Regions from separate parts of the Homo sapiens genome. Here region 1 is linked to region 2. A link is an interaction called in ENCODE POLR2A ChIA-PET data of the cell type or tissue named here. Cell type or tissue: PC-3. All regions are shown on one strand.

Evidence for each region. Peaks named below come from ENCODE experiments on the same cell type or tissue, not always from the same donor. Only the 100,000 strongest peaks of a DNase experiment are listed, where the experiment ranks them.
Region 1: POLR2A ChIA-PET joins it to region 2 with 8 read pairs; 2 of 35 experiments call an interaction of 5 or more read pairs at or near these places.

Annotation. Positions count from the first base shown.
Region 1 is chr2:62,352,728-62,357,727 of GRCh38, reverse strand. No RefSeq gene overlaps it. Among named protein-coding and RNA genes, the nearest start is that of MIR5192, 150 kb to the right of the region's middle. In PC-3, no CTCF peak of the experiment used is centred here; a DNase peak (open chromatin) is centred at 2,307; H3K27ac peaks cover 1,183 bases.
Region 2 is chr2:62,028,926-62,033,925 of GRCh38, reverse strand. All of the region lies in intron 2 of COMMD1 (copper metabolism domain containing 1), which reads right to left. Among named protein-coding and RNA genes, the nearest start is that of COMMD1, 130 kb to the right of the region's middle. In PC-3, no CTCF peak of the experiment used is centred here; no DNase peak of the experiment used is centred here.

The DNA.
Region 1 (5,000 bases), 320 kb before region 2:
CCAGCTAATTTTTGTATTTTTACGGGGTTTCGCCATGTTGGCCAGGCTGGTCTCAAACTCCTGACCTCAAGTGATCCGCCTGCCTCGGCCTCCCAAAGTGCTGGGATTACAGGCGTGAGCCACCCCACCCCGCCCAGCCTAAAATAACTTTAAAACATTAATAATAGATTCACAAGGTCCAAAAAGTACACAGTGAAAAATCTCCCTCCTACTCCCTAAGTTCACATACCTGGCAGCAACCAACGTTACCAGTTCCCTCTACGTCCTTGCAGAGATGGTTTATGTACATATACGGAAATATATAAATATTTTCTTTTTCTTTTCCATTTTCTACATAGTGGTGACATGCTATACAGATACTTCTCGACTTACAATTAAGCTACGTCCTGATAAACTCATTGTAAGTTTAAAATGTCGTAAATCAAAAATTCATTTAATACACTGAGCCTACCAAACACCATAGCTTAGCCCAGCCTACCTTAAATGCGCTCAAAACACTTAGTGCACAGTTGGGTAAAATCATCTAACACAATGCTTATTTTATAATAAAGGGTTGAATATCTTATGTAATTTATTGAATGCAGTACTGAAAGTGAAAAACAGAATGGTTGTATGGATACCATTATAAAGTCAGAAATCATAATAAGTCAAGCCACTGTATGTCAGAGGCCGTCTGTATACACTACTCTGCATTCAATACATCTTGCAGATGGCTCCATATCTTTACATATTGGCAATTCACAACCTTGCCTGAACATTAGAGCTACCTGAGTAGACTTTTAAAATCCTAGATGGCCAAGCCATATCCTAGACCAATTAAATTAGAATTTCTGGGGTTGGGCCCCAAGCATCCGAATTTTAAAAAACTTATTCAGGTATAGTCAAGGTTTTGTACCACTATTATCTAAAAAAAAGCTTCTGATGCTGAGAGACGATCACTTAAGGCCAGGAGTTCTGGATCAGCCTAGGCAACACAGTGAGACACCTTCTGTAAAAGAATTTTTTTTAATTAGCTGGGCATGGCCAGACACAGTGACTCACTCCTATAACCCCAGCACATTGGGAGGCTGAGGTGGGAGGACCACTTGAGCCCTGGAGTTCAAGACCAGCCTGGGTAACTTAGGGAGATCTCATCTCTACAAAAAATAAAAAATTTATCTGAGCTTAGTGGTATGCACCTGTAGTCCCAGCTACTTGGGAGGCTGAGGCAGGAGGATCACTTGAGCCCGGGAGGTCAAGGCTGCAGTGAGTCGTGATTGCACCACTCCACTCCATCCTGGGTGACAGAGCAACACCCTATCTTTAAAATAAATAAATAATAAAAACTTCCTCAGGAAAAAAGTGGAGCCAGGCATGATGGCTCACGCCTGTAATCCCAGCACTTTGGGAGGTCAAGGCGGGTGGATCACTTGAGGTCAAGAGTTCAAGACCAGCCTGACCAACATGATGAAACCCCGTCTCTACTAAAAATACAAAAATTTGCTGGGCGTGGTGGTGGGCACCTGTAATCCAAGCTACTCAGCAGGCTGAGGCAGGAGAATCGCTTGAAACCGGGAGGCAGAGGTTGCAGTGAGCCGAGATCATACCATTACACTCCAGCCTGGGCAACAGAGCAAGACTCCATCTCAAAAAAAAAAAAAAAAAATGGAACAAAGTAGAACTACAATAATTCTATCATTTCTTATAGTAGAAAATTTCAGTGACCAACGGTCCTGGTTTTCCATCGATTGAGGGGTTTCCCACGATGAGAGACTTTCAGTGTGGAAGCCAGGAAATTCCCAGGGAAACTGGAATTAGCTGCTCATCCTATAAACAAAATTGATAGATATGTCTAAAGAAACAGAAGATTAAGAGTATTACTGAAACTGTAGTTGCAAAATTATAACTGAGAAAATTATTACAGTAAAAGAGATCTGACTTAACCAACTCCATCTTGGTTCTAACCTCCAAACTGTCCTTGTTCATTCCTTGGCATAAGCCAAACTAACTTTGGGAGTAACTTAGTTTATAGTTTAACTTTGAAACAAGGATGATGTCCCTTCCCAAACAAGGACAATGCCCTTCCCCTTCTGACCTGGGGACTAGACTGCCTTTGCAGGACTAACAAATTAACCACAAGATTAGAAATTATGGTTTAGGAGTCACGCAGATGGAGGCTGAAAGATTTTGGCCCTCCTGGGGATGATATCACTATTGTAAAACCTAAGATCAGCGCTTGAGATATTTTGCACTTGATGGATCAGCTGGCATCACCCAGATCAAAAAACTGGCTCATCTGGTCTTGTGGCCCCCACCCAGGAACTGACTCAGCACAAGAGGACAGCTTTGACTCCTTATGATTTCATCTCCGACCCAACCAATCAGTACTCCTGATTCACTGGCCCCTGCCTATCACATTATCCTAAAATCCGCCATCCTCGAATTTCAGGGAGACTGATTTGAATAATAATAAAATTCCAGTCTCCCGTACAGCTGGCTCTGCATGAATTAAACTCTTTCTCTTTTGCAGTGCCCCTGTCTTGATACATCAGCTCCATCTAGGCAGCGGGCAAGGTGAACCTGTTGGGCGGTTACATTATCACTAATTAGTAATTATCTAATTAATATTAAGACTATAAGAAGCAATTTTGTACTTCAATGAAAAACTGCATTTTTTGGTCCTGTTCATTGTCTTTGAGCTATTTTGCATCTCTTTGTAAATCGTAGGTGACTGATAGATATGCAAACTGTATTACCTAGGAGAGTTTCCTTTGAGTTCTTTCCCTTGTGGAAAAACCAGTTTGCCTCCATTTGTAATTCAATCTCTTTGTCCATTTAAATTTGTGTTCCTTTGACTTTTTCCTTTGAAAGAGTTATCATTCCTGACTGGTTCCCTTGCTAATTAAGGAGAAAAATAAAATCTTCAACACATGTTCATTCTTGTATCTACATGAGGGTTATGTCTTTATCGTTTTCTAAAAATTATTTCTTAAAAAAGTGATAAAGGTAGCTACTAGAACAAAAATAATACACACCTTTCAAATTATCACTAAAAACACAAACAATAATAAAGCAAAGATAATAGACCAACACATAATTGTCATATCAACAAGTAAGATGACTTGCTTGTTGATATGACAATCACCTGCTGAAAGACATTCTCATATTTAATCACAAAGTAAAACCTAATGATAAAACAAAATGATTAAGAAAGGTTGTGGCCAGGTGCAGTGGCTCACCCCTGTAATCCCAGCACTTTGGGAGGCCGAGGCAGGTGGATCATCTGAGGCCAGGAGTTCAAGACCACCCTAGCCAACAAGGCAAAACCCGTCTCTACTAAAAATACAAAAATTAGCCAGGTGTAGTGGCGCACACTTGTAATCCCAGCTACTCAAGAGGCTGAAGCAGGAGAATAGCTTGAACCTGGGAGGTGGAGGTTGCAGTGAGCCAAACTGGCACCGCTGTACTCCAGCCTGGGTGACAGAGTGAGACCCTGTCTCCAAAAAAAAAAAAAAAAAGAAAGAAAAAGAAAAAAAGAAAGTTTGAATACAAAAGGCTGAGAAAAATGTGTTCTTACCAAGCAAGCGTAAAAGGTTAGCGGCGATTAGGCGGAGCACAGTGGCTCACGCCTGTAATCCCAGCACTTTGGGAGGTCGAGGTAGGCTGATCACGAGGTCAGGAGATTGAGATCATTCTGGCTAACACAGTGAAACCCCATCTCTACTAAAAATACAAAAAAAACTTAGCCTGGCATGGTGGCACGCACCTGTAGTCCCAGCTACTTGGGAGGCTGAGGAAGGAGAATCGCTTGAACCTGGGAGGCAGGGGTTGCAGTGAGCCAAGATCACGCCACTGCACTCCAGCCTGCGTGACAGAGTGAGACTCCATCTCAAAAAAAAGAAAAAGTTTAGCAGAGATTCTGATCTTAATACTAGACTTGGGTGAATTCTGTTAAAAAAGAAAAATCATTAAATGAGACAATAGTTCTTTAATAATAAGGTTGGGAAATTCACACAATTGATATTTTTATTAATTCTTATTAGTATCTAAGTAACAAATAATACTTGGCAGCAGGCAAGGTGAATCTGTTTTGTGGTTACATTACCACTAATTAATAATTATCTAATTAATATTAAGACTATACAAAGCAATTTTGTACTGCTTTTTATAGAAACATACCAGTTAGGGAGTTTAATTTACCTCTCTTTTAGGCCATGGTCATAAGGTAGACCCAAATAACATATTTTTTCAATAGAGCTCCTTTTTATATATCAAATTTATAATCTAAAGACTAAAAACTTATTTTATTGTGAGGTATCTATGGAACGTTTTCAAAATTAATTGACTGCACAGTAATTATGTCACAAAAACTTCAATAAATCCCAAAAGTAGTTACATTGCAAAAGGAATAAAGACACCTCTCTCTCCCTCTCCCTACTCTCTGTCTCTCTCTTTTTCTCTAGGGTCTTACTCTTTCACCCAGGCTGGAGTGCATTGGTGATGATAGCTCACTACAACCTCAAAGTCCCAGGCTGAAGTGATCCTCCCACCTCAGCCTCTTCAGTAGCCGAGACTACAGGTGTGTGCCGGCATACGCACCTCGATAATTTTTTTATTTTTAGTAAAGGTGAGGTCTAACTGTGTTGCCTAGGCTGGTCTCAAACTCCTGAGCTTGAGTGATCCCCCTGCCTTGGCCTCCCAAAGTACTGGGATTACAGGCATGAGCCATCATGCCTGGCCTGAGACACCATTCTCTAATCATGATGTAATAAAACAAAAATTATTACAGAACCAGAAAACAAACAAACTTTACCACTTAGACTTTTTTTTTTTTCCTTTTTGAGACAGAGTCTCGCTCTGTCACCCAGGCTGGAGTGCAATGGCGGGACCTCGGCTCACTGCAACCTCCACCTCCCAGGTTCAAGCGATTCTCCTATCTCAAGCCTCCTGAGTAGCTGGGATTACACGCGCCTGCCACCACACCTGGCTAATTTTTTGTATTTTTAGTAGAGACAGGGTTT
Region 2 (5,000 bases):
GTTGGCCAGGCTGGTATTGAACTCCTGGCCTCAAGCAGTCCTCCTGCCTCGGTCTCCCAAAGGGCTGAAATCACAGGCACAAGCCACTGTGTCCAGCCTCTTTTGATATATTTTTAACTTCAGTTTTCATCATAAATGTAGAGGACAAGGTGGGCAGTCACACCATTTGATGAGTTTCACCCTCTCTAATGTGCTATCTAATATAACCACTAGCTGAAACCTGGAGTTCAAATTTAACAACTAAATGTAGTAGCTTGAGAGCAGGGCAAATCAAACAAATATTTGAAGTATTTATATCTAAGGTACTTCTTTTTAAGAAGTAGCTTAACATTTTTTTTTTAATTTTACAGATGGGGGTCTTGCTGTGTTGCCCAGCCTGGTCTTGTACTCCTGGGCTCAAGCAGTCTACCTGCCTCAGCCTCCTGAAGTGCTAGGATTACAGGCGTGAACCACTGTGTCCAAAAAGTAACTTTTAAAAAAGATATTTTTCTGTTCTCTCCCAAGGCTATCCTAATTCAACATTTTCATTCCAAAAAATATTTCAGACTTGCCTTTGTTCATTAACTGAGGAGAAAGGTAAGTAAAAGCATAATGAAAGCATATCCTGTATCAGCAGAAGTCATCTTAAAACTATGGTTTCCTCATTCATCTCTAGTAGGATATTACCCTTTATACCAGATATTCCTGTTTCCAAAGAAAAAAGAAGTAAATCAGGTCTGGTAAAATTAATTTCTTTTTTTTTAAGCTAGTACAAAATAGTAACCAAATACAGCTAAGTCATAAATCGTTCAAAAATCTAAACCTAAGATGTAAGTTAAGGTACATTTATTTATGTCTGTTTTAAAGAAGCTAAACTGGCCAGGCAACATGGCTCACGCCTGTAATCCCAGCACTTTGGGAGGCCAAGGTGGGCAGATCACCTGAGGTCAGGAGTTCAAGACCAGCCTCACCAACATGGAGAAACCTCATCTCTACAAAAATACAAAAATTAGCTGGGCATGGTGGCACATGCCTATAATCCCAGCTACTCAGGAGGCTGAGGCAGGAGAATCGCTTGAACCTGGAGGGTGGAGGATGCAGTGAGCCAAGATCACGCCATTGCACTCCAGCCTAGACAACAGAGTGAGACTGTGTCTCAAAAAAATAATGAATGAATGAAGGAAGGAAGGAGTGAAAGAGAGAAAGAGAGAGAGGAGAGAAGGAGAGAAAGAAGCTAAACCAACAGAAAAAGAGCAGCAAGGGGGAAATCTATAGGGATGTATGAGGTTCCACCAAAGTAAACAATTATTAATTTCAAAGAACATGCCTGAAGCTTTGAACAGCAGATATGATTTTTTATTTCCATGAGTCAATGGTTTGTAGGTTTTTTCCTTAATTTTATTTTGTTTTAGAGACAGGGTCTCGCTCTGTCATCCATGCTGGAGTGCGGTGGCATGATCATAGCTCACTGCAGCCAGGAACTCTGGGGCTCAAGTGATCCTCCCACCCGAGCCTCCTCTGTAGCTAGGATTACAGGCGCATGCCACCACGCTTGGCTAATTTTTACATTTTTTGTAGAAACAAGGTCTTGCTTCATTGCCCAGGGAGATCTCGGCCACCTGGGCTCACGTGATGCTCCTGCCTCAGCTTCCCAGAGTGCTGGGGTTACAGGTGTGAGCCACCACACCTGGTCATGAGTCAGTGGTTTCTGGCACAGTCAGATTTGAAGTAACTCTTCCTGTGAGCATATTTACAAAATTCATACATGCTGGATAGTTCTTAATAACCTGACAATCAATCACAAGCATATTCTGAGTCTTTTCTACATGTTCAGTACAAGATATATAACACACAATTTTATACTCAAAACTTTTCAAAAATTTAACTAGGGAAATAATAAATTGTATGAAGTGTTAGATTGTGTTATACATACTAAAGTGTTAAAGGCATATAAAGACAAGGTAGACCAATGTAGCAGAAAAGAGCATTTCACAGAAGCAACAATCAACTAAGTATTGTTAATGTGATAGTGGATGTTCTCAAAAGCAAATTTAAAGGGAGCTAAAATAACCCAGTTTCTGAGATGTCAGACAGAGATAATCTGAGTAAAGATCACTGGAATCCCACCACACAAGCCTTTCCCTGTATAATTCGTTAGAGATCAAATTCCAACTCCTCCTGAGAATGTGGAGCTATTTTTATTTTAAAAGCCACTGATAACCACAAAGGTCTTCAAAATGAAATTCATGCAAATCTAGCATCATGAAAACAAGTAATCAAACAAAATTTACTTTAACATAAACAACAGGCCCCCAGAGAAAAGACGAGCCCAATGTAAGATGACAGATACCCTGGCTCCTCAGTTTAATGTGAAACAAAAAACCAGATATGAGTTAATCCATTTTAATTACCAACAACTTTCACTGGTGAAGCACAGTTAGAAACAAGCAGTATTTTTAGTCAGTATCCTACCAATGAGTATTATGCTTCTTAACAGCTTCAATCAAGCCAATTAATGGGATAGAAAAAGTATCTATGCTCTGTAGCAACAGAGTTGGGTGCTTAAAAGATCAAACACAAAACAGTAACTACTGAATGCATTTGAATTCCTAAGTAAACCTAATTTAAAAAGAAAAAGTACTCAATAAACATAGTATCATTTATTTAGGATTTAATTATATTTTGTCTTCTGTTATACAGAGGCCTAGCTCACTAGTATTGGGGCTGGTTGTGTCTAACTAATGTGAGGACTTAAGGAATAGTTGGTTAAGGGGCTAGAGAATAAGGTCAATTGCCAACACAGATAAAAGAGTAGTGAGGCAATGATCAGTATGGCCAGAATATAGAGAATTCAGAGGATGTTTCACAAAATCTCAAAGGTTTACTTTGCCTGCATTCTCTCTCTTATTAGTCATTTGGAATTCTATTTAATGATACTAAGTATCATCCCTTTTAAAAATAATTGGTACTTTATCAAACTAATACTAAAACAAGAAGCACCTGTATCTATAAACTGTAAACCTAAATCCAAACCTGGGGGGTGTAAATGAAAAAAATTTAAGAGGTTACACAGTCACCTAGAGTACTGTATTTTTACCAAATTGTAAAATATATTGTTTTTTTCTAAAATTCAAAATAAATGGTAAAATAACTAATACATTTTGGATATTATCATATAAATACTCAAATAAATGTTAAAACTGAGGCTTCTAAAGCTTCAGCAAATATTTTAAGTATATAGTCTATTAAGAGACCGTATATGACAAAAGAGATAAAAAGTGATGTTTAGAAAAGGTAGAAAATACCACAACAACATATGAAGAATTCTTTCCAAGAAAATGAACCTGAATCTCATCAGCCTCTAGATTAGCAGAGTTCCCAATAGGGGCAATTTTTGCCCCCAGGAGACACTTGGCAATGTCTGGAACACTTTTGGTTGTCACAATTGGTGGAGGGGGTGCTGTTGACTAGTGGCTAGAGACCTGCGATGCTGCTAAACATCTACTGGAGCTCAGAAAACAATCCCCAAACTGTAGGCTTCAGAAGCAGCCGCAGAAGCTAAGTTTTTTTCTGACTTCTGCTCTCCTGTCTCTTAGTCCCATTCTCCCCCGAGGTCAGCCACAGAAACTAGAATCCCCCTTCCCCAAGGTGGGTCATAGAAATCAGAACCCCTTTCCTCAAAAACCAACCAGAAAGCCTAACAATACCCTGTGTAAAAACTGGCCATAAAGAAATGAAATGACCTACCTTGTTTCACTGTGGGCCATAAGACCCCCATCCCAGAGAGAGCCCTGCCCACACCCAGAAGGACGAAATGCATGCTCTGAGAGGGCAAGAAGAATCTCAACAGACAGGCTTTGCTGGGTTTCCCCATTAAGTCTATTAGCATTAGATCATACTCTTTTTGTCCAATCATGTTTCTACATGGCTGTCCATACTTTGCTGGACCTAAGCATGAAAATGAACAATTTCCCTATATCTTTGGATCTTTGTTCTGAAGGCTCTCGTGTATACACGTTAAACAAATGTGTATGCCTTTTTTCCTATTAATCAATCTGCTTCTTGTCGGTAATTTTTCAGCAAACCACTGGGGCCGAAGGGCTTGGCTCCCACACATTCTGCAAGGCACAGGACAGTCTTCTACAACAAAAAAATTATCCAGTACAAAATTCCAACAGTGAGAAGTTGAGAGAACCTTTTCTAGGTCTAACAGGAAATACAGGTGTCAGAGAAACATGCTACAGAACTTCATGGGGATGCAATCAGCAAAATCCAGAACACAGGAAACTCTAATTTTCTTTTCAAATGTGATAATGATTACTATATCATGGTTATATATGTAAAGAAACAAAGTTTCTCTTTAAATGATTAAATAAATAATTTTTGGAATTTGCTTCAAAATAATCCAATGGGCAAAGAAATATAGATGAAAACAAGAAGGGATATGGGTTAATAACCATTGAAGCTGGGTAATAGGAATATAGGTACATTATATTATTTTATTTATGCCCATATAATGGATACATTATATATATTTTTTCTGTTTTAAGTTTCCATAATAAAAAATTTTAAAGGGGGTAAAAAAAGACTCCATATATCAAGACAAAATTGGAATCTAATAAAGTGAAATTAGATTTATCTAAATTTGTGAACTTTATGCATACACATATCCTGTTGTATTCTTGGGCTTGTAATTTGATACCAATTGGTAACTGTGCCCAAAGAGTATAACAATTAGATTTGGATATCTAATTTAAAAAAACAATATGAATTTAAAAAACAGTATGTACATCTCATAACATTATTAGCATTTCTATTCTTAGGTACAGTGGATATCTAGCAGTATCTCATATATATGAATCTTCTATCTATAACCATTAAGAATCATTACAAAATAATCATATGGTAGCTAAATAGAATTCTAGCATCCCTTTGGAGAGTCAACCATATCTTCCTACCTATCTCATAAATTGATGGTGAAGCCAATTTCCTTTATTTTCTGGCAACCAGAATGCTACTAG